Regions from separate parts of the Homo sapiens genome. Here regions 1 and 2 are each linked to region 3. Evidence: chromatin loops called from intact Hi-C (ENCODE). Cell type or tissue: GM12878. All regions are shown on one strand. Region 1 overlaps MOV10L1 (Mov10 like RNA helicase 1). Region 2 holds the start of IL17REL (interleukin 17 receptor E like). Region 3 overlaps CRELD2 (CRELD disulfide isomerase 2).

Region 1 (8,000 bases), 220 kb before region 3:
AGGTGGTACCCGGCACAGTTTCTGTCGAACGAAAAGCGGCTCTGCACAGCAAACGTGAGGCCTGCCTGACTTCCAAGCCTGACTCTGCTCCTGCGCCCCTGTGTGTCGCCTGCCCCCAGACCAAGCCCTTGGATGATGGTCAAGCCAAGGGTCCATCTGAATAGAAAATGGAAACATCAGGAAGAAAAGGGTGTGACGGCTGCCCTCTGTTCCTCTCCTGGGTCTGGGTGCCGCTGAGGGGCCTCTTAAAGGGCTCCTGCCACCTGGAACCCAGCAGCCGGGTGGAGGGCAGGTGGATGCCTCCCTCGTGTGCTGAGAGCTTCACCCTGGAAACAGCATCTTGTTGGCCCACACAGCCCTGCCTCCGCTTGGCCACAGGGAAGGAAGAGCTCCTGGGCCCCTGGGCCAGGAGAGCATAGACACTGTGACTCTGGGGGCCTGGCCAGCCCTGGGCGGGCCTGGCTGTGACTTCACTGATGCGGCTGAGGGTGACTGTGATATCACCAGTACATGGGACACCTTTACTGTCTGCCTCCAACTTGCTCGGGAAGCTCACTCAGGGCAGGTGCTCTTCCCCTGGTGCTGGTGTAAGCAGCCAGAGAGGGTCTCCAGCGACTACAGGAGTTCAACCAGTCAGAGCAATGCTCAGTCTTGACCCTGCTCATCACGTGACCCATGTATTGGCATGAGGACTCGCTGCGTCTGTGCCGCGGGGAGCCGTCCTCTCTATGCAATGCTGCACCCTCTGCCCTCCTGTCACTGACTGTCCCTCGGGGAGACACTGCTGGGGAGAACAAGCCTAGGGCTCTCCCTCCTTGGGATGAGTTAACAAAGCCCCTGTTGGTGAAAACCTGTGTTCCTGCAGTGCTGTCTGTTACTCGCCAGATGACACTGGCACGAGAACGCCATGATTGGCCCCGTGAGTCCTCCCGACTCTGTCAAGCCTAAATAGAATGTGTCCAGCCTCCAACGTGCTACTCCAAACTCCAAATGTGATCTAGAGTCACGGCACCTCTGCCTTAGCTGGACATGGGCAGCTGCTGGGGAAGAGAAAGGAAGCATGCAGCCTCCTGGGGTCACTGTGGCAGCCGCTCTGGTTGGAGGGTGCAGGACACTGCCCAGGCCCCACACAGGACAAGGCCTTCACCTCCCGTGCGGCAGGGTCTTTCTGTACCTGTGGCCCTGTGCTGTATGCACCTGCCCTGAAGGCTGTGTGGTGGGGACGGCAGCGTGCTGGTCTCTCCTGCTGCGGCCACGTCACCTGCACCCACACCTCCAGCAAAGCAGCTAGCGGGTACAGGCGCACAGCGGCACTGGAGGATGAGGCGAACCTCCGGGGGACAGCAGAGCTCTCAGGCGCCCTCTGGGCCCAGCAGCTGCTCACGGCCGGCCATCTTCCTGGGGGCAGTTTCATGGCCTCCTGGCACAGCCGGTCCTGTCTTGCGGGTAGTCCCTCATGAGGCCTTCCTTGGCCTGAAGACCCCCACCTGCTCCCTACCCTTGACAACCAAGAATGGGGTCCAGTCCTTTTCCCTGAAAGTCTGCCCATGGTAACTGCCCCTCATTTTCTATTGATGTTAATACTGGCAATGGGAATCAGATGGAGACTGTTTTTCTGTGGGCTACAGGGGCTTACAAACTGAGGCTACTTGGTTCACTGTTGAATGATGGGCCCTGGAGGCCCAAGCTCAGTGTGCTGGGGGCTCCAAAGATGCAAATCCCAAAGCCCATCCCTCAGAATTTGGTGCAAGGTTGGCTGAGAGCCCAGACCTGCACTTCAGTGGGACCTTGGGGTCAGAGACCACTGAGGAGACACTGCCTGCAGTCACTCTAGGGCAGGCTTTTTAAGTCACAAAAATTATTTCTTGCTTTTCTTAACGTTAACAGAGTAACACAGATTTTAACTTATTTTACTGAATCTGACCCCAGAGTCTCAGCCATCAGCACCAGGCTGCAGTTTCTGCTGACGGGGGAGGTGCTATGGTGGGTGCTCCCCTGCACTCTGCCCACGGATGGAGATGACTCAGGTGGACAGAAGAGTGAGCTGCTCGACTGCCCTGGAGCCTGTGTCTGCTTAGCTGGGGACCTGAACGCGCTGGAGTCTGTGACTCACCAACAGGGGATTATGTGCGCCACAAGCACCGAAAGCATTTTCGTCCCTCTGGTACGCGGGTCGAGACATCAGCCGTTCCAAAAAGGACACGTTCAGCCCATAGGCCATGGCGAGTCTGGACTTAATGACTGGGCCGAGCTGCATGGGGTCTCCTGCCAGCACGATCTGCACACAGAGGGCCCGTCTCAGCTCATGCAGGGAGGGTGCCGCTGCCACTCCTACGGGCTCAGGTGGGAATGGGGCTGTGCGCAGGATGGCCCCATGCTCACTCTTGCTGCAGGGGACGACGGGAGGGACTGGGAGACCAGGGAATGCCGACAGGGCTTGGAGCCGTCTCTCCCCGCTTCCCCCTGAAGTCCTGCCATCTGCCTCCCCGAAGTCCTGCCATCTGCCCGGCTTCTGCAGCCTGGTTTTCTCTCCTGCGAATCTCTCAAAGTGGTAAGAGCCCCAAGGATGCCGTCTATCTTCTGGAAGCTTCTGCATGGCTGGCCCTGGCCGCCATCCCACCTGCCCCTTGCCTCTTGCCCATGGTTGCCTTGACCTGGTCAGGCCGCCCTATGCCGCTGCTCTGCCTGGACCAGTCCCTGCTCCCTCCCTAGGCGTCACCTTCATGCTCCGCCCCACAGTGCCTGGTGACTGGGACAGACATCTAGGATGGGTGCCAAGGAGGACCCTGAAATGTCCAGTGCTGGACACTGGATGAGCTCGCCTGGATGAGCCACAGTGAGAGAACCAGGGAAGTTCAAGGTGATGCCCACGCCACCATCAGAAGCACTCGGGGAGGAAGCAGGTGGGAGCAGAGAACAGAGGATGCACAGAGCTGGAGGCCAGGGCAGCCTGAGGGGCAAGTGGGTCAGATGCAGGAGCACTGGCCCTGTCCGCCCCTCCAGGCACTGAACGGCCGGCTCACCCAGAGCAGGGACCACATTCCTGACTTTACCGCTGTATCCCCAACACCTAGAATGGCTCTTACCTCCGTTTTACAAGTAAATGAGTCAAGACATTCACTTCTAGTCCAAAAGGAATAAAGTACAATAGAGACCCATGGCCCCCAACACCTCGGGGTCCTTGGCACTTCCACCTGACCCCTGTACAGCTGTGACTGTTCCCGGCAGGATCGCAGCCTGCATCCCCTCAGGAGAACGGGGTGAGGAGGAAGCAGCACACACAGTAGTCGGGACTTACCTGGCCACTGATGTCCGACATCAGCCCCAGAGGAATGAGGCATTCCGGCTCACTTGCCTGCCCAGCCTCGTCCACAAACACGTGAGTGAAGTGCCCAACTCTAGAGCAAAGATGTTCTAAATGGTAATTTCTGCCGAATTGTTTTAGCAATTGATGCCTCTGACACACTGGCAAAGCCACGCTCAGCACCCCGGGGGCACAGCAGGGTTGCCCAGGGGTGTGCAGGAGCTGGGGGTCTGGGTGTCACCCGGCTGGAGGGAGGACAGGCCACAGGTGTCAGGAGATGCTAAGCCACATCAGCACCCAGTGCTTTGCACGCAGCGTCTGTATTTCTAGAGATGTGGAGGGAAGAAGGGGTGGGAGCGATGGGCAACACACGAGCGCCTCCTGGGGGCAGCTCACAGGAGAAGCGCCGCAGGCTCCTGGCCTGCTCTCCACCTGCGTCTCACTCCTGTCATTATCAAAATGCCCAGGCTCTAGTCCTGACTTCCCCTCTCTGAGCCTCCACCTCCCACGTGTCTCTCGGGAGGTGGCTGAGGTGAGAGCAGCTGAACTGGCCGCTGTAAAGCGCTGAGAACAGGCCTGGCCATGCAGGCGGCCACAGATGGCAGCCTCTCCTGCCATCCGCTCATTTCCTCCTGACTCATCCTTGTGAGCCACTCTCAGCTGGGCACTGCCTGGCCTGCATGCCAATAGGCTGAGGCCCTGGGAGCCACTTCCCAATCTGCGGCACCATTAAGAAAATGGGGTTGGTCGGGCGCAGTGGCTCACGCCTGTAATGCCAGCACTTTGGGAGGCCGAGATGGGTGGATCACGAGGTCAGGAGATCAAGACCATCCTGGCTAACACGGTGAAACCCCGTCTCTACTCAAAATACAAAAAAATTAGCCGGGTGTGGTGGCGGGCGCCTGTAGTCCCAGCTACTCGGGAAGCTGAGGCAGGAGAATGGCGTGAACCTGGGAGGCGGAGCTTGCAGTGAGCTGAGATCGCGCCACTGCACTCCAGCTTGGGTGACAGAGCAAGACTCCATCTCATAAAAAAAAAAAAAAAAGAAAAAAAGAAAATGCGGTCTCTAGAATGGCTCCCCACAATTCTGGCCCCTGCTGCAAACTCAGTGAGGTTCCCAGCTACAGAGCAGCCCTCCTGGCGGGTACCTGTCCGGCTCTTCCTTCTCCGTGTGACAAGGGAGGTAAGGGAGGTGCAGGAGCAGAGAGTCCACAGCGTTGCTGATGGACGGGGTGGGGATTTTGCGGGAAGGAGTCGTCAGGAGAAGCTGCGGAACTCTTGCATGGGAAGGCTGTGGGACTGAGCGGAGAGCAGGAGCTCGCTCGGCACATGATCTGTTTCTAGAGTGCAGAGGGGCCACCCCACCTGGGGCCATGAGCTGAGGAACAGGTGCCCCGGCTTCCCTGGCTCGCCCACCCCAGCAGCTTCTGCTCTGTGGTCAGGAGGCCTCAGTGGGGAAATGCTCTTGGGGCAGAAACATGTCCTGATGCCTGAGGAAGCAGGTATGGGGCAGAGAGAGTGTCCGGAGCCACGCCAACACTCAACAGGACGCACCTTGGGCCCGCACCGTCCTCACTGCCGAGCCCACGTTTACCCTTCTCACTGCTGATTCCAGGATCTCCCCTCTCCAACCCTAGATGCTGGGCAAATCCATCACCTCTGAGCCTCAGGTGTCCCACTGTGGGGTGAGACCCTGTGGTCAGACCTGTGCGGGGGCGGGCTCCTGCTTACAGCAGTGCTGGGCCCAACATGTCCTGCATCCACTCACGGTCAGCTGACACCTTTCACTTCAGGTATCAATGTGTAACTCTCAAGACACGGATTTCACAAGTGACACCGTGAACCCCTCCCAGTGAAAGATGTGGAAATCAGCAAACTGCCATTTCCCCATCTCATGTCCCTATTTCTGTTGAAAAAAATTAACATTATGTATCTTTCCTAGAATGTAAGTATTTAGGTTTCAATTCTGTATTAATTGCAGTTATTTAATGTCACTTTTGCCAGATGACATTGCTACTTCTTTGCCCTTTGAAGTGCCCCTCCCCACTCCAGCCGCCCCCAGTGGCCAACTAACGCTGTGGGGCCTCTGCAGCTGGGCTGCAGCACCCTCCCTGCTTCTGCACAGAGCGCCTCTGAGAGAGCGGCCTGCAGCACCCTCCCTGCTTCTGCACAGAGCGCCTCTGAGAGAGCGGCCTGCAGCACCCTCCCTGCTTCTGCACAGAGCGCCTCTGAGAGAGCGGCCTGCAGCACCCTCCCTGCTTCTGCACAGAGCGCCTCTGAGAGAGCGGCCTGCAGCACCCTCCCTGCTTCTGCACAGAGCGCCTCTGAGAGAGCGGCCTGCAGCACCCTCCCTGCTTCTGCACAGAGCGCCTCTGAGAGAGCGGCCTGCAGCACCCTCCCTGCTTCTGCACAGAGCGCCTCTGAGAGAGCGGCCTGCAGCACCCTCCCTGCTTCTGCACAGAGCGCCTCTGAGAGAGCGGCCTGCAGCACCCTCCCTGCTTCTGCACAGAGTGCCTCTGAGAGAGCGGCCTGCCCTGGCCGGCCACCTCCTCCCACTACCTGAACATCAGCTCCAGGGTGCAGGGTCCATGCAGTGCCCGCTCTGCCCCCAAAGAGCCCTCTGCACCCCAGTGAGGACTGGCTCTTCGGCTCTTGACCTTTGACTCATCAACACACATTAACAAAAAAAATCCCTGTCTTGTTCAGATCCGTGCTGTCCAATCCGGTAGCCACACACGGCTCTCGGGCACCGCACAGTGGCTAGTCTGAAACCTGACATGCTCTAAGTGTAAAATACATGGTGGATTTTGAAGACTTGAACCAAAAAAAATGTAAAGTGTCTCATCAATCACGTTCTACTAATCTCATGATGAAAGGACATCATGTATGTGAGAGAGTTAAACGCGCCGATGAAACCATCCGTGACACGCTGTGATAGGCGTGGCTGGCTGTGCCTTTGCTCCATGTGGAGCTGACGGACCACCTCCTGTGGTCACCCTCACGACCACCGTGACGCTGGACACTGTCCAGGGTGACCTGTCTCCAGGCTGTCAGGGAGGGTCACGACCACTGTGACGCTGGACACTGTTCAGAGCGACCTGTCTCCAGGCCGTCAGGGAGGGTGGGGCTTCCCTCAGAGGCCCTGGCTTCTCCCTCTCTCACCCTCAGCCTGTGCCCCCGACACTGTCTGGCTCTATGCACTGAGAGGGAGCTGCCTGCTGCCTCCCCGACCCCACCCCCCTGCACTGGGGTCTGAGAGTGCCTTGGTCCTCACTCAGCCTCCCTGGGCTCGAAGCTCTTCCTCCCAGCCCCCAGGGGAGGTCCTCCTATGACAGCCGGCACCCCACAATCCATCTCCTCCGCCTGTCTCCCCTGAAGAGCCCCCAGCGCCAGGGACACAAATGGCCCCCAGGGTCTGACCTTACAGAGCCCAGCCGTTTCCTAGGCAGCCTGCCTCCCCACGCCCACTCCAAGAGACTCACTCTCCTGCTCAGAAGCCCTTCACTGGCTTCCCGGCTCACCAGAGGTCGTCCAAAGGCCCCTCCACAGCCCGCCAGGCCTCCCCCTCACCACCCCTTTCAGGCCGTTCCTGCTCACGAGGCTCTGGCTCTACAGTCTCCTTTGGGGAGACCTCAGTGCTCCCCCACCGCGGGGCCTCTGCATGGGCCAGTCCATCTGCCTGCCCATCCCACTGCTGGCTCCTTCGAGTCCTTGGGGTCTCGGCTTCCCCAGCTCCATTCAGGCACGGCCCTCCCCAACCAGCCTTTCTCGCCCACAGCCCTGCCTCCCTCCCTGAGCACTGAGTCTCTGGGTCATCCGCCCCTCAGACAGAAGCTAGGAGAGGACTCCGACCTCTGCCCTGGGAGGCCCCATGCCGCGCTCCATGCCCGGGGCTCACCTCACTCCTATTTGGTAAAACAGCCCTGAGCTGCTGCATGTGGTGATGATTATCCGGAAGCGTGAGGCTTTCCAGATGTCTTCTCCGTCTCTGCAATACGGTTTGACGGCGTCAATAACTATCTGGGGGCAAGGAGGCGTAGAGTTAGTTTACTCCTCCAATTATTAAGCAGAATTCCAAAAGGGAACCTTGCCCTGGTACCACTTCTTAGTTACGTCTAAGTCATGATTTAAGGTTTTTTTCTCAAAATATCTCATACTTCCTTATCAATTCAGTCCATGTTTTATCAACTCTAGAGCCACAAATATAACACATAATCCTGCAGACCCTTCCCCAAAACAACTTTGTACATTTTCTATTCAGTTTGTTTGTTTGTTTATTTAGAGAGGGAGTCTTGCTCTTGCTCTGTCGCCCAGGCTGGAGTGCAATGGTGCAATCTCGGCTCACTGCAACCTCTGCCTCCCAGGTTCAAGTGATTCTCCTGCTTCGGCCTCCGGAGTAGCTGGGATTACAGGCGCATGCCACCACGCCCAGCTATTTTCAATGTCTTTTTTAAACGCAATATTTCAGGCTGGGCACAGTGGCTAAAGCCTGTAATCTCAACACTTTGGGAGGCAGAGGCGGGTGGATCACTTGAGATCAGGAGTTCGTGACCAGCCTGACCAACATGGTGAAACCCTGTCTCTACTAAAAATACAAAATTAGCTGGATGTGGTGGCACACACCTGTAATCCTAGGTACTTAGGAGGCTGAGGCAGGAGAATTGCTTGAACCCGGGAGGCGGAGGTTGCAGTTAGC
Region 2 (8,000 bases), 85 kb before region 3:
CTACATACATTCCTCTTTGCCCTTCACTCTTCCTGAGTCTCAGACTTCCAACCATGTTCATTCTGAACCACTTTCTTTCTGCTCAAGACAGTGTCCCTTAGGAAGGTGCCAGTGATGGGACGTTCGGATGAGCTTTTGGTCTGTCAATATCTTTTCCACACAGGTTCATGACAGCGTCAGATTCTCTGCAGCAGGAGTACAGGTTGCAGCCACTCTCCCGCCGAACATTGAATACGTCTTTCCACCATCTTGTCTTTGCTGTGGCTCTGGGAAAATCAGCAGAGTCAGCCATCACTCTCCAAGGGGAGCTGTCAGTTCTATCTGCCAGCTTTTGAGTGTTCAGTTTGATTTTTACTTATTCAACCTGGAATTTGAATGTCTTTGATGTGTGCGCTGGTGTCATTATTCAATTATGGGACTCTCTCAGCCATTATGTCTTTAAATATTGCCTCCACCCCGTTCTGTCTCTTTCCCTTTGGAATACAAACTAAATGTTTGCTAAGCCTTCTCTCTCTCCCGGTATCTTTTAGTCTCCCACTTCTTTGTTTGATTTATTTAGCTGCCTGTGCTGCATTCTAAAAATATCTCCTCGCCTGTCTTCCAGCTCATTTCAGAATGCTATCAACCCATTGAAGTTTTAATTTCTTAAAGTTTTCATTTTTAGAAGTTCTACTTTTTAATAAAATTATTTGATCTTTTTTCTTTCTTTTTTTTTTTTTCTGAGACAGGATCTCACTCTGTCACCCAGGCTGGAGTGCAGTGGTGCAGTCACAGCCTCCAACTGCAGCCTCCAACTCTCAGGCTCAAGCGATCCTCCTACTTCAGCCTCCTGAGTAGCTGGGACCACAGGTGTGCACCATACCCTGCTGTTTTTGATTCACCCTTGCACCCAGCTGTTTGGGGCTGCATATTGTTGGGGGCATGGGGTGTCTTCTGTCCCCACACTCCAGGGCCTTGGGACCCAGAGCTCCAGGTGGCCCTGGTGGCAAAGTCTCAGAGGGAGGAGCTTCGGGGCCGGGCACCTTTCAGAGCGCCCTCTCCTTGGGCTCACTCACCTTCCCTGGCCTGGACCTGGTCCTCCTTTACCGTCTTGCCTGCTGCTTTTGCTTGTTTTTGTGATGCTTTTCCTATCTTATGCCCTTATTTGGTGGTTTTCCCTGGAAGGGCTGGTCTGGGTCCCAGACTCCCAGGTACTGAGTGCACCCCATGGGCTTTAGTGGCTCCCCGGAGCCTGCTGACACCCCACAATGAGTCTCACCCCAGCCCTGGCCTCCATACAGGGTTGGGGCCCAGGCCTTGGGCCTCCCCTCCCTCAGCAGGGTCCAGGCCCCACACCAGCTGCTCGGTTAGCTCATGCATGCTCCATTAATCACGCACAGACACACGGAGAGCCGCAGACACCACGTCCCCTCCTCCTTCACTTAGGGTGGGCCCAGCCTCTGCCCCGACTTACTGGACACACACTTTCTGGGCACCCCGGTGGGTCCCATCAGGCCCTGGGTGCCTGGGGGACAAGGCCCTGCCCCGCAGTGCTACCTGGCCTGCTGCGCTGGGCCACCCTGGCAGATTTGACCTCCCAGTCCTGTGCCCGGCCTCCGTGCGTCTCTCCGCTGGGATGAGAGCCCTGGGGAGTGGGAGCTGTTCCCACCTCGTTCTTCCTGCTGCTCATGCCCTGCTTGTGCCACGTGGGCCCTGGCCTGTCCTATGGGCCAAGCTGGCCCAGCCCTTCCGAGGTTCCCGGAAGCCAAGGACTGCTTTGCATAGGCACTGGGGGCTCTCCCCACCCAGCCCCCCAGGAAGAGTGACTCAGCCTGGGGCTCGGAGTTTGCCGTGGGCGGTGGGTGCCCCAGCAGGGTGGTGCCTGCACTTCTGGGCTGGGCTGTGGCTGCTTGGGAACCTACAGCCCTGGCGGCTAGGAAAACCAGGGAGTCCCCTCTTCACCCCACATCCCTACCCCACCCTGGGGCTCCTTCTGTCCCTCCCCCACCAGCTATAGCTGCAGCAAGTGTGCAGGCTGGCCTTCCCCTAGTCCTTCCTGGCCTGGGCAACCTGAAGTTTGACTCACCAGCCCCAGTACATGGGGGACGGGGCTTGGCACAGGCTCACCCCACTGAGAAGGGCTGGCCAGGGACCCGGGACAGCCCCAGGGCAAGGACAGCGGTTGGAGGCCAGTGAGAGCCAGGCCAAGGCCCCAGCCTCTCGGATGAAAGGGACACATGGTGGTCACACCTGCCAGCCTTGCCTATCCTGTGACGCTCCGAGGAACTGCGTGAAAGTTCTCAAAACGCAGCAGCTCCCATGCAGGGGGTGGCCTTGCTGAGTGGCCAGCCCTGCGGTGGACGGCAGCTACCTGCTCTCACCCATCACGGCTGCCACCTTTGAGTCCATGCAGGAGAGGGCACGGTCTGCAGCCGCCTGCCACACCACGGGCACCACGTGGCCGCCTGCCAGACCACGGGCACCACGTGGGATGGTGGGCCTGGGGTGTGCTTCCTCCGGCAGCTCCTGGCATCAGAACTGCCCATGGGCCCTGGTGAGGTCTGACCACAGGTTGTGGGTAGCAGGTCTTCTAGCTCCACCAGGAGCCCCAGCCCAGGCCCACTTCGAAGGTGCCAGTGTGTCCAGATGGCCTGCACTGGGTGCAGCCTCTTGTGGGGACTCGGTGGCTCCTGGAGCACCCCCAGTCTTAACACTCCCACCTCCCTCCTGACCCCTCCAGCTGCTGACCCATCCTGGGACTCTGTGGCTGGCCCAGCATGCTGCTGGCCCTCGCCTGCAGGCACCGTCCTGAACCCACCACCCACTTGGTCCTGGCCCAGTGGGGATGGGTCCTCAGCACCAGGCATCTGAACCTGAGCCCAGGCACAGCAGGGCAGGACGAGTTGGGGTGGGGGCTGCTCTTCTCCAAATCTCCTGGCCGGTTGGGTCCTTCTAGGCAGGACTCACCTGGAGGAGGGCTGAGAGAGGCTGACAAGCTAGAGGCAGAGCTGGACTGCCCCTCTGGGGTGGGGGGCCAGGTGGAGGGGCGTTAGGGAGGGTGAGGGGGGTGGGGAAGGGGACCTCCCATCCGCAGAGCCTTCATCCCAGAGGGACGACACCCTACCCCCGCCCCCCTGCGTTTGAGTGGAGGTCTTGGTTTTCCGAAAGCTGGGGGAAGCAGGTGGGCTCCATGCAGGAGCGAGTTGGGAGCCACCTGGGGCTGGTCTTGCAGGTGATAAGGGTGACCCTGGGGGGCCTGCCTGGGGGCGTGGCCTTGAGGGGCGCGGGCGTCGCCTGTTGGTGGGTGTGGATTGAGGGACGGGTGGGTGCGGTCCGGGGACCTGGGGTCGAGGTCAAGGGGCGCTAGGCACAGTCAGGGGGCCTGGGGCGCGGTCGGGGGTGGGCTGGGGTAGGAGAGGACAGGGGCGAGGTTTCAGGGATCTGTGGGCTCAGGGTCTGTGGACGCAGTCCAGGGTTCCCGGGGGGTGTGGGAAGGTCAGTGGGCTGGAGGAGCGGTGGCGGGGGGCGGGGTGGGCGGGGCCCGGGGACGCGACTGCAGGTGGAGGAAGGCGCTGTAGGGGGTGGGGAGTCCCGGGGCGCGCCGGGGCGGGCGAGTGCTGTCGGGGTGGAGGGAGGCGCGGCCGGGGAATGTGGGGCCGGCGCACGCGGTCTCAGCGCCCCTCCCTCCCCAGGGCTGCCGAGGGACCCCCGAGCGCCGCCCTGCCTCGTGTGCCGCGGGCTGCTGCCACCCGCCGGGCCCTGCAAGCGCTGCCGCTCGTTCTGCGCCGCGGTCCTGCAGGGCGCGTCCTTCGTGCGGCTCGGCGGGCGGAGCTGCAGCCCGCGGACCCCGTGAGTCGGGACCGGCGCGGGGACCAGGACGACGACCCGGAGCCACGCGCGTCTCCGTGGAAACCTGCGCGGAGCTGAGGCCGAGAACACAGCGCTGTTGTGGTGAACCCGCGTCCTCGCCGTGGTTTTCTTGGGAACCTCGTGCCCAGCACCCCCGCACCCGCTCCGGACCCTCCGAGCCGCTCTGGGGAAGGCTCCAGCCCGGGTCCCGGGCGGACGCTGGTTCGTTCCTTCCCGCGTTCGTCCGACGAGTCTCGGCGCCGCCCAGGGTCTCCGCACCCCGTTTCCTCCCATCTGGTGCCCAGCGCGGGCGCGGAGGGAGCCCCCGGGGTTGGACCCTCAGATCCCTTCACCGTTGGGCTTCTGGGCGACCGATGGTCACTGGGCTGTGTGGCCGTGCTGCCCTGGAGACCCAGACTTGGAAAGACCCCACCCCCACCCCAGGCCTCGCCCAGCTGCGGTGGGTGATCTCGGTGGCCGGGGCCCGCCCAGGAGCCCGTGGCCTGGCTCTTCATGGATACTGAGCAGGGCCAATCCCCCAGCCCTCAGAGACAGGGCTGGAGCCCTCTGACCTCAGGCTGGAGAGGGTGGCCGGGGGCCTGGGGCAGAGGGCAGAGGCCGGCCCCACTGTCCTTCCCTGGGCCTTGGAACCAGCACCAGCCACACCCCGTGGGCCGTCCCTACACGAGATCACCGACTACTGGCCACCTGCAGCCCCTGCCTGCGTCACGGCACGCTGGGATGGCGCCTTCAGGCAACGGGTGTGTCGTGGTGGGGGCCTGTCCCAGAGAGGCCTGGAGAGAGGTTTGGGTGTGAGTGGGCCCATGGGGGAGGGACATTTGTCCTTTCCCAATGATCCTGCTGGCCGTGCCCATGGACATCGTCTGGGACACCCCTGCCACAGTACAGCAGCCCCCATCGTCCCCTGGTATAAGGAGGGCTGGAGGCCAGGCTGAGGGGCGAGGCCCAGCTGGAGTATCTGTCTTACAGCTCAGCCAGCCTGGGATAGGGGATGACAGTGGCCCGTCCTGAGCCACCCCCAAATGTGCCTGCCTGCTGCTGACCATGCCGTGGCATGGAGGCTGGCACTAGCCACTCTCTCCAGGGCATTGTGGCCACAGGCACGCTGCTGCAGGGGGCGGGCTCAGCCCCATCTACTCTGCCCAGCAGTGAGTGCATAAGTTCCAGCCCATGGAGGGCTCTAGGCCAGGCGGGGGCAGGGTCGAGGTGCTGGCCCAGGAGGCAGGGAGGTGGGCAGTGCGGGGTGGTGGGAGGGAGGGAGGACTTCACGGTCACAGCAGCCCCTGCCGCCTTCCCTCCCCTGGGACCGAACCCCAGAGCTTGTTTCTCAAGCTCCCTCCTGACTACCCGAGCCCACAGTGTGAGGCCCACAGCCTCTCCCAGCCTGGGGGTGGTGCCGCCCTCCACACTTGGGGTGTCCTGTGGGTATTCCAGGCAGAACACCCCAGCTAGACACTCCCAGGCTCCCCAGCTATTAACTCCCGCCATCCCCCCCCCACACACACACAGACACACACACACACACACACACACACACACACACACACACACACACACACGTGGGGCAGTGCCCTCCCAGAACCTGAGGCAGGTGCAGAAGCCTCTGTGCCTGTCCAGGAAGGGAGGAGCCAGGAGGACCCAAGAACTGCACCCTGGTTCTCTCCAACCCCCTGCCCTGGCTGGAGGCAAATGGGAAGCAGTAAGCTTCTGCCCAGAAACTTTCCTATGCATTTGATGCTCCAAATAAGAAGATGACACAGAACGGCTCCCTGAGCAGAGGCTGGGCCCCAGAGTTCCCAGCCTCGGGGGGTGCCCTCCGGAGTGGGGGGGGGCTCATAGGGAGGACCACACAGGGGAGGTGGCCTTTTGCATCTTGAGGGGAGGTGGAGGCCAGGGACTTGGGTGGAATCTCAGGTCTTAGGAGAGGGCTCCCCTTAGGGGCTGGGGCTGAAGCCAGGGGCTCTGGGGTATGAGTGCCCAGGACAGATTCCACCCCTCTGCCAGCCCAGCCAGCTTTCCAGGGCCCTTGTCTACCCTCCTGGCCTCATGCATGCCTGAGGGAGGTGCACGCCGGCGGCAGCCTATCCCGCCGGCCTGGAGCCATCTCTGCACCAGTGGCCGCCCTGTGGGGAACCCCATTAGGGTGTCCTCGGACCCCAAAGGCCCCAAGGTTTCTGGATGCTTCCTTTGGAAACCTAGAAACTCCACAAGTGTCTGGCCACAGTCTTCTGGCCCCAGGCGGTGGAAAGTCTCCCGGGCTGCTGTCTGTGAAGCGAGCCCTGTTTTGCCGGGAGGGGGAGTGTCTCGCTCGCTCCAGCTGTGAAGAGCAGCCTCCACCCTCTGTTTGTCTTTGGGGCTGGAGCTGCAGGGTCAGCCTGGAGCCGCTGCCACAGGGCATCCTGCAAACTTGCCCCACTCACATCCACGCTTACCAGTGGGAGCTCTCACTGCACAGCCAGATGCTGGCTGGGCAAGCACTCGCGTTCTTGGGCCTGACCTGGGGCACTTTCCAGAGCCTGGCCATCCCCCGGATTACAGAATGTGGCCTCTCCTGTTCTCAGGTAAGCTCCTGCCTCCTCCTAGGCCCCTACACTGTGGCAGATAAGGCCCTGGTTTCTCCTCAGGTGGGTCTGGCCTGACGCTCTCAGCACATCAGCAGGTGAGGGGTTGCAGGGCCCTGGGGGGTCCGAGGGCAGCGCTGGTGAAAGAAGGATGGGAGACCTGGCCTGACCCTGCCGAGCTGCTCCGGGAAGTGTTTGCTGGAAGCTCAAGGCAGGGTGAGCCCACCTCGGACCCACCTGTGACCTCCAAGGAGGCTGTGTTAGAATCTAGGGCAGCCCGCAAGCCCATCCGGGGCTCCCACCCCACCCCGCTCGGCTGCTCTGAGCCATCGGGAGCCCGCAACACCTGGGCTTGTGTAGACACCTGCCAAGGAAACACTCGGAGAACGTGCTGAGAATGAGATGTTGGCAGTGGAGGTGGCTGGGTTGGGGTGGAGGGCTCTCACTGCACAGCCCACTCACTCAGCCTTACAGGAGAGGGCGCTTCATCAGCACCTGCAGCAGGAAGTGTACCCAGCATCCCAGGAAGGGGCCCCGGTGCCCAAGGCTGGCCGGGCACAGTGGGGACACAGGCATGGAAAGGGCACAGAAGGTGTCCCGGAAAGGGAGGACTCACTGAGGACCTGCTGGGTGCACCGTTCCTGGCATGGGGACAGCAGTTAGCAAGATGTGCCTTTAGGGTGGTGGCCTGGTCACCTCAGGGGACACTTGCGGGGACATCCAGCAGCTCCACAGGGCCTGAGACGGGTCCAGCAGAGGGCTCAGCTCAGGGAGGGGAGCAGCAAGGGCTGGAGTGCTGGGTGCCATGGGCAGGCTCAGATCCACAGGGCATTCGTGGAACAAGGAAGAAAGCAGGCTGGGATGCGTGGGAACCGGTGGCAGCAGGGGAGATGGGCGGGTTCAGGTGGGAGGGGTGTCCACCGGATGCCACCCTGCAGTGGAGATGGAAAACAGGGAGGGGGCAGGCCTGGGGATCCTGGCTAGGAGGGGGAAGGAGAAGCGAGAGATGAGACCTCAGAATCGACTTTTGCCTCTGGGAGGAAATGGTCCCTGAGTTGGGAGACATGGGGGGAGGCGGCCTTGAAGTGCAAGCTGGAAAGCTTTGCTGAGGCGGCTGCGGGGTATGCAGGCAGCCTCCCGGTCCGAGGTGTGACCGCGCTGTCCACGCTAGGACGGCCAGGTGATCCTGGGGAATGGGTGGGGACCAAGATTGAACCCTCAGTACTCCAAGGAAAGGGGCAGGGGCAAGGGCAGGGGCTGAGGCGGGTGGAAGAGGCCAGGAAGGAGGGGAAGTGCTGGAGGGGAGAGGAGAGGAGGGGTTTGGCGGGGCTGAGGGAGGGTCTCATGGAAGATGGGGTGGGGAGGGTTGAGCAGGAGGGGTCAAGGGGTGACAAGAGGAGCGGGAAGCTGGAGGTGGGTGTAGGGGCGCTGCCTGGGCAGCCTTGGACAGGGCGGTGGTTGCGAGGGGGCGCGGGAGCCCCTGCCCGCGGGGGGAAGCCAGGGAGGGGAGGCTGGGGCTACAGCCGCGCCCTGGGGGGGGACCCGCGCGGGTGACGGCGGGAGGCTGGGCCGCATGCAGGGGAGCTTGGG
Region 3 (8,000 bases):
CGGGGGGCTGAGGGAGCAGCAGGGGCAGGCTGAGGAGAGCACCCCACTGAAGGCCACACCCTTTGAGTCATCCTGTGGTGGCCAAAGGCCCAGCCCCCTCCTCACAGCTCAGCACGCTGAAGAAGTCTCAGGGTGCCTCACCTCACCCAGCCCCCAGGTCAGCTGAGGACATGGCTGAGGCGCCAAGACCGCCTGCCACTCTGGAGCCAGCCACAGACAGGCAGCGCCAGGGAGGTGTACAGGCAAAGGCACTCTGTCCAGCGGGCACCACTGGCGGTGGACGCGACGGGAAGGGGCCTGCACTCTTGGGGTGGGTGAGCCTGGGGTGAGAGTCCAGGGGGCACAACCTTGAGAACAGTGTCCTCGGGGGGCTGCTGGTGCCCGCCCCTGAAGCTCTGGAAAAACAACAGAAGGCTGCATGGAGAGGCCAGGAGAACACGCACAGACTCAGTGACCAGAGGGGCCACCAATAGGTGACCCCATCCCCGGGGGTCTGCTGTGCCCCGGCCTCGGTGCTGGCTGGGAAGAAACAGGATGTCTCCAAACCGTGCCTCCTCCGTGGGAGAGGCCGGCCCCCTGCCCCGGCTCCCCAGGACCTGCCCGAGACCCTCCTGGGATTACCCAGGACCTGCCCGAGACCCTCCTGGGATTAAGTTGCAGTGTATCCTGGTGGGGATGTGCTGGCCCAGTGACAAAGGGGCCACAGCCTGAAGGAGCCCGGGACCCGAAGCCGTGCCCAGCCAGATAAGCTGCATGTGGTGGACGGCGGAGAGCTGACGGGTTGTGGGCCCTTTTCTGAGGACTAGGACCCCAGGAGGCGGTGTCCTCTGCTGCTCTGTTTCACGGCCCAGAGGCTCCTGGAGTGTGGGACACACGTGAGGAGGGGTGAATGTCAGAACAGCCACCGCAGACAGGGGCTGAAAGTCATGTGGCACCACAGATCCCAGCTGTCCTCTGGAACTGAGAGCAGGGGACGGTCACAGCACTGGACTGGCTGACAGGGACGGGGGTGATGGCCAGGCAGCAGCATTTGACCATCAGTGGCTGTGAAGGCAGCTCTCTAATGAGTTGCAGGGCTGGAGCGGGCCCAGGGTCAGAGCTGCGTGGGGTTGTGGAGGTGGCTGATAGAACAGCATGTTCCTGGGAGAGGGACAGGCAGCCCACAAGAGACTGCTCAGCTTGTTGGAGCAAAATATATTAGGGTTGTGTGATGCGGAGGTCAAGGGTACTCGCTCCAATAAAAAGTCAGGGCCGGTCGTGGTGGCTCAAGCCTGTAATCCCAGCACTCTGCGAGGCCAAGGCAGGTGGATCACTTTGAGGTCGGGAGTTCAAGAGCAGCCTGCTCAACATAGTGAAACCCCATCTCTACTAAAAATACAACAGTTAGCTGGGCGTGGTGGCAGGTGCCTGTAATCTCAGCTACTCGGGAGGCTGAGGCAGGAGAATTGCTTAAACCTGGGAGACAGAGGTTGCAGTGACCTGAGATCACACCACCGCACTCTAGCCTGGGCAACACAGAGAGACTCTTTCTTGAAAATAGATAAATAAGGCCGGGCGTGGTGGCTCACGCCTGTAATCCCAGCACTTTAGGAAGCCGAGGTGGGCGGATCACGAGGTCAGGAGTTCAAGACCAGCCTGACCAATGTGGTGAAACCCCCATCTCTACTAAAAATACAAAAATTAGCCGGGCGTGGTGGTGCATGCCTGTAATCCCAGCTACTCGGGAGGCTGAGGCAGGAGAATCACTTGAATCCGGGAGGCAGAGGCTGCAGTGAGCCGAGATCGCGCCACTGCACTGTCAGCCTGGGCTACAGAGTGAGATTCTGTCTCAAAAATACATAAATAGGGCCGGGTGCTGTGTCTCACACCTGTAATCCCAGCACTTTGGGAGGCCGAGGCGGGTGGATCACGAGGTCAGGAGATCGAGACCATCCTGGCTAACACGGCGAGACCCCCGTCTCTACTAAAAATGCAAAAAATTAGCCGGGCGTGGTGGCAGGCGCCTGTAGTCCCAGCTACTCGGGAGGCTGAGGCAGGAGAGTAGTGTGAACCCGGGAGGTGGAGCTTGCAGTGAGCCGAGATCGCGCCACTGCACTCCAGCCTGGGTGACAGAGCCAGACTCCATCTCAAATAAATAAAAATAAATAAATAAATAAATAAATAAAAAGTCATGACGCTGCCCAGTTTCTAGACCTGAGTGGGTTTCTGACCCAGAGAAATCTCACTAAAGTGAAGGCTGAGTCCCTAAGAGGAAGATGTGCAACGCCAAGGCAAATCCACACCATGATGATTCTGGCCCCCTGCCCCCGCCCCCGCCCGCCACCACCACCAGACGGCCTGTGGCCGCCGACCTCGGTAACCAGACACAGTGCAACGGAAATACGCACACATCTTCAGAAGTGCTGGACACAGGGTTTGAGTGATGCTGGCATCTGAAGGCCTGAAGCATCCTCATGGCTCCCGTTAGAGCGAGGGGCTGACAGGAGCCAGGGAAGCAGTGGAATTCGGGCCAGGTCTGATCCACCAGCCTCGAGTCTGCACATTCATCCAGTGGGTCATTTCCCCAGTCACAGGACGGATGGAGCTGACATTCTTGATGGTAGACACCATTTCCTTGGCCATCATAATGGGTAAGTCCAGTGCAAATCTGTGACCATCCCCACCCAAAATAGTAAATCAAAACTGGGGGAAACTAGGGACACATCTAAAGATCTAAAAGAATGCAAGGATCTCCTTTTTTTTTTTTTTTTGAGACGGAGTCTCGCTCTGTCACCCAGACTGGAGTGCAGCAGAGCGATCTCGGCTCACTGCAGCCTCCGCCTCTCGAGTCCCAGTGGTTCTCTTGCCTCAGCCTCCTGAGTTGATGGGATTACAGGTGCCTGCCGCCGTGCCTGGCTAATTTTTGTATTTTTAGTAGAGATGGGGTTTTGCCATGTTCCTGGTCTGGAACTCCTGACCTCAGGTGATCCACCTACCTTGGCCTCCCAAAGTGCTAGGAATACAGTGGCGTGAGCCACCATGCCCGGCCAAGGATCTCCTTTTATTCCACCAATCTGACCACTGCAAAAGGCAGGTGGGTGGGTCCTGGAGGAGAGTGGACTGTTGCAAAAACAACCCAGCTAGATGTGGCGCCTTTGCTAGAGAAGGCTCCCCAGCCCCAGGTGTGCAGTGAGGCCACTGCTGGGTGTGCATTCTTCTCCATCTCCTGTCTGGCAGGAAGATCAGTCACACTGCCTTGGAACTCAAAACAGGAAACACTCAGTTCCTCCCCAGGGCTATGGTAACGTTCCTGCCCTCTCTCACAATAATCCAGAGACTGGCACCAGCTGAATGAATGTCCCCAGGATGTCACACTGGCCCCCTCTATCGATGGTGCTGTGCTAATGAGACCAGATGACCAAGACATGGTGAGCACACTGGGCCCTCCTGAGCGAGAAAATCCCCTCCAAAGCAGAGGACAGATAAGTGGCTGCCTCTTGCAGCCCCCGCCAGGACACACGGCACCTGGAAGGCTTCTGGGAGCTGGAACAGTATGTTCCACATTTGGGGACTCTGTTCCAACCCAATACTGGGGGACACAAAAGGACAGCTCTGAACAGGCACAGAGCAGGACCAGCTCCACCGCCGTCCAAGCCCAACTCCGGTGTCCCGGCTGCTACTTACGATCTGACTCTGCAGACCAAAGGCACGGGTGGTAAAGGAGGGGTTAAGGTCAAGTGCCTGTGGAAGACCCTCCCCAAACACAGTGCAGAGGAGGCCCATGCCATCCTCAGTGTGTGCCTGCGTCGAGGACTCCTGCTGTGGTTCTGGGCCCCTGTGGAGATGCACAGCCTGGCCATGGGATGCCCCATGGCTGTGTCTCTGCCTTGCCCGCTGGCACTGGCTATTAGACCGGCCCTGTCATGAGGTTGAGCAGGCAACGGTCATCTTCAGGGGGATGTGGTACATCCAGGACAGCAGGACGCAGCACGCATAGGTGGTCCCGGCCTGCGCGGACCCCACCCCATGATTCGTGTTCCCAGAGCAGACCCACGTTCACACCATGGCCGCCTCCCTGTCTAACATGCCTTGGCTGAGGTCCAGGCCCCTGTCCAGGGACTGCTGTGAGCATCTGTCTGCCTTGGTGGCAGCGGGAGCTGGCTTGTCCTCTGGTGGGGGCCATCCTCTGTGGCAGGGTGTCCTGTGCCCTGGCAGAAGCACTCCTCACCAGGTCGTGACAACCCACAGCACCTCCAGAGGCGGTCCCCTGTCCCCTGGAGGACACAACAGCTGCCTGTTGAGAACCGCTGGCTCACAGAACGTCTCATCCTGCGGATCCCGCCCACTGTCTGTTGCATTCGACCAAGGGACGCGTTTACAGCAAAGCCAGGGGTGGGCTTGACCAGGGGGCACTTCTAGAAGCTTCTAGCCTGACAAGGAGTGCCCTGTGGGGATGGAAGCCATCTCCAGGACCTGCGTATGTGCCAAAGCAAGATGCCGGGGTCTGGGAACCAAAGTGGAGGCCCTCTCGGCCCTGCAGACCCCAGTCCTGGCTCCCAGAGGGTGGGACTCCCCCAGGGCTATGGCAGGGTCTCTGCCTGGGCCCAGAAGGACAGCGGAGGTCCACAGTTCACCCCAACCTCCCCCTTCCAAGTTCCCCTTTTAGAAAGACGCCCCGGCAGCGCCGAGGTGTGACGGGGCAGGTGCAGCGGGCAGGGGCCGGCCGAGTCCCGGGAGCCGGGCCGAGCAGGGCGGTCCCACAGCGCCACCTGCTGGCCGCGCGCGTCCCGGTCCCCGACCCAGGCCGGGCGGCTCCGAGGGGCGGTACCTCGCGCGGCCTCGCGGTCCACCTGCTGGGCCCGGGCAGGGGTCGCGATCCGAGGCAGGGTCCGCTGTGTCCGGCGGGAGCGGGCGGGGCGCGGGCGGCGCCGCGTGGGGAGGGGCGGATCAGAGCCCCCCCAGGAGGCGGCGCTCCCGGTCCCGGCCCCAGCCCCAGCCCCAGCCCCAGCCCCGCAGGCGCCCCTCGAGCACCCGGGCAGGTGGACCCCAGCCCCGCGGTTCCAAGGACCCTGCCTGCGCCCTCGCCTCGGCCCTGCCGCAGGGTCTTGCGGGGTCGTCCCCCATTCCTGCTCAACCGCCCCCCCCAGTCCCCGTCCCCCGTGTCCCGCGGGCACCTCTCCTGGCCTGGCCCCGACCCCCCTCCGAGGACTCCCTAGCGTTCACTGGCGACAAAGTGGATATGCGCGCCCGGGGTCCTGCTCCCAACGTCCGGAACCGCGGCCCCTGTCCTGTACACCTCCCGTCCTCGACTCCCCGGGCCCAGGAGGGTCGCCGTCTCCAGCGTGGACGTGCGGGTCAGTAGTGCCAGGACGGTGCACAGCCTGGGAAGGGGGGGCCAGGGCAGGAGCAGGACAGAGGTCCCGGCTGGAAGATGGGGCGGGGGTCCCAGACCTGGCCGCGGTCCCACCTGATCAACGGCGGCTCCGCAGGTCTGAGCCGGGCAGGGACGCGCGGGACATGGGAGGCGCCTGTACCGCCGCTGTCCATGCACGTGAGGGTGCACAAGGTGGCCCTGGGCCAGCCCCTGCCTGGCTCCTCTTCTCCCCTGGGGCGTCCTCTTCCCTGGCTACGCCCTCTCTTCCTCCCCCAGGTACCCCCCAGGGACAAGGCCTGCCTTCTGGGCTTCCCGCTGGGGTCGCCTAGTTCCCACCCACCCGTGGGTGGCTCCACCCTCCCACGGGAGACTCAGGTGCTCGGCCCCCCAGGGACTCAGCTGGTGTTTCCCTACTTCTTTCCACGGCCATCCCTGTGGACTCTCCACCATGCTCTGATCCCACTTTCTGAGCCCCCCAAGGGCCCACCCAGCCCCCGCCCCTCTGGCCTCTGCCCTTGGTCTGCACCGTCAGGACCTCATCTCTAGGTGGTCCCATCAGCACATGAAGCGGAAACTGCCTGAGAGGGCTGAAGTGGACAAGAGCAGCCCCCACCTCGCCTAAGCTGAGCTGTGCCCCCTCTAGGGATTTGGGGCACCCTGGCCTAGGGTTAGAGGGAGAAAGGGAGAGGCCGTGAGGCTGCTGAGTGCAACTGACTCAGGAAGAGCCAGAGGCGAGATGCAGGGCCAGGCACCACTCAGCCTGCCCAAGTGGGCTGTGGCTGCCTCTGCGGGCCGGGGACCCACGGGGCAGAGTCCTACCACAGGGGCTCTTCCAATACCCAGGTAAGCGTGACCACCTGGGGCCCAGTGAGCATAGGTGCACTGAGATGGGGTTCGTGGGTACAGAACAGTGTGGACATGGAGGTCAGTAGTGCCAGGATGGTGCACGGCCTGGGAAGGGGGGGCCAGGGCAGGAGCAGGACAGCCACCTACCACTGGCGGCATCGGCGGGGTGGCGCGGGGAGGCGACAGGAGGGGCGGCGTGACTGAGGAGTGGGTGGTGGGGACCAGGCCAAGTGGGACTTGGGGGCTATGAGGAGCCCAGGGAGGAGGCCATGGCCCCCCGGAACGGAGCTCCCAGAGCCTGCAGCCTCTCACCCGCAGCCAGCTTTCTTCTTGCAGTGTCTTCATTCCCAGATGAGGAACGGGCAGGCCCTGCGGTTTGTGAGTGGCTGTTTCCTCCAGCGAAGCCCCCAAAGATGCTTTTCCCCTGCCTGAGGGTCCCTGCTTGTACATCCTTTGAATCACTGAAGAGGGCCCATAGGTTGGACCCCTGAAACCCACCTGGTCACGTCTTCAGGTTCTCGCCCAAGGCAGGGCCCTCCCCTCCTCCCCCAAGCGGCACGTGAGCCCTGTTCAGGGACAGCAGAGCCACCAGCCCAGGACCGGACCTGCTGCCTCTGCGGACCTCGGCAGCCCTGGTCACTCCCGGCTCTGGCAGGACAGGTGCAAACTCAGTGGTAAAGGTCCGTCCTGATTAATGAGACAAACCCACGCCCGTTCTCCTCCTGATTACCTACAATGGTCAATTTTATTACAAAGAACTGTATCAAAATATACAAGTCTGTTTAAGAACAACCAAGAAATGCAGCTGTTTAAGGGACAAATGAGAATCAACCGTTAGAGAGCAGGCAGCCTCTCCCCGCCGCTGTCCACTGCAGGAGACGGCATCCTCAGGGCCACATTTTCCACGGGACATCCTTCTGAATAATTTAAAGGGTAAGTCCGGCACATTACAGGTCTTCGCGGGAGGGCAGCTGTGTCGGGCTTTCTCCTTCTGTGGCTTCTGTCAGAAAACAAGCATAGGTCGTCAAGGCTGAGCACAAAGGGCCCTGGGGATGAGGCCTTTCCCAGGACAGCAGCGCATGTGCAGGGCCTGCCCGTCCAGTCCTGGCTCAAAGCCCCGGACGCAGCCATCCAAGGGCAGCTCGGAGACCCCCGTTTCCCACAAAGCAGATGAGAGATGAGGCAGACGGCATTTCAGAGCCCCCACGCTGCCGTGGGTGTGGAGGATGCAGAGTTGGGAGCGGCAAGGGGTTCCTTGCGGCCTGGCAGAATGGGAGCCTGAACAATGGTTGTGGCGGGAGGAGAAAGAGGGGACCGAGGGTGGGGGAGGTAGGAGAAAGAGGGGACTGAGGGTGGTACGGGGAGGGAGGGGCAAGAGGGGACCGAGGGTGGGGGGGAGGGAGGAGAATGAGGGGACGGGGGGGAGGGAGGGGCAAGAGGGGACCCGGGGTGGGGGGAGGGAGGGGCAAGAGGGGACCCGGGGTGGGGGGAGGGAGGGGCAAGAGGGGACCCGGGGTGGGGGGAGGGAGGGGCAAGAGGGGGGGAGGGAGGGGCAAGAGGGGACCCGGGGTGGGGGGAGGGAGGGGCAAGAGGGGACCCAGGGTGGTGGGAGGGAGGGGCAAGAGGGGACCGAGGGTGGGGGGAGGGAGGGGCAAGAGGCAGGGCCAGCCCAGGGCAGAGGGGACCGAGGGGGTAGCAGGCAGCCTTGTCTTCTGGCCTGTCCGTCTCTGCTAACCCCTCAGTTCTGTCTTGCTGTTGCTGTTTACTACGATGCTTCTAGATGTGGAATTGCTTTTATTTG

The links. Peaks named below come from ENCODE experiments on the same cell type or tissue, not always from the same donor. Only the 100,000 strongest peaks of a DNase experiment are listed, where the experiment ranks them.
Region 1: it touches region 3 in a loop (11-fold over the local background); 15 of 110 quality-filtered maps call a loop at or near these places.
Region 2: a loop joins it to region 3, with 5 times the contacts of the local background. A loop is called at or near these places in 9 of 110 quality-filtered maps.

The regions. Positions count from the first base shown.
Region 1 is chr22:50,145,013-50,153,012 of GRCh38, reverse strand. It overlaps MOV10L1 (Mov10 like RNA helicase 1), which reads right to left. Exons shown (of 27, transcript NM_018995.3): 19 at 7,203-7,324; 20 at 3,299-3,398; 21 at 2,114-2,278. Among named protein-coding and RNA genes, the nearest start is that of PANX2, 22 kb to the left of the region's middle. In GM12878, a CTCF peak has its summit at 3,688; a DNase peak (open chromatin) is centred at 3,662; H3K27me3 peaks cover 120 bases.
Region 2 is chr22:50,010,955-50,018,954 of GRCh38, reverse strand. It overlaps IL17REL (interleukin 17 receptor E like), which reads left to right and starts at 6,190. Exons shown (of 15, transcript NM_001371417.1): 1 at 6,190-6,410. The coding sequence starts at 6,309. It overlaps TTLL8 (tubulin tyrosine ligase like 8), which reads left to right. Exons shown (of 14, transcript NM_001350317.3): 14 at 164-380. The coding sequence ends at 171. RefSeq lists enhancers at 1,595-1,654, 5,705-6,305 and silencers at 7,820-7,869, 7,880-8,000. In GM12878, a CTCF peak has its summit at 3,763 (motif pointing left); a DNase peak (open chromatin) is centred at 1,824; H3K4me3 peaks cover 749 bases; H3K27ac peaks cover 384 bases.
Region 3 is chr22:49,926,454-49,934,453 of GRCh38, reverse strand. It overlaps CRELD2 (CRELD disulfide isomerase 2), which reads right to left. Exons shown (of 10, transcript NM_024324.5): 10 at 6,917-7,199. The coding sequence ends at 7,147. Among named protein-coding and RNA genes, the nearest start is that of CRELD2, 12 kb to the right of the region's middle. RefSeq lists an enhancer at 3,839-3,888 and a silencer at 4,625-4,884. In GM12878, CTCF peaks have their summits at 3,361 and 4,749 (motif pointing left); a DNase peak (open chromatin) is centred at 3,283; H3K4me3 peaks cover 1,286 bases; H3K27ac peaks cover 1,083 bases.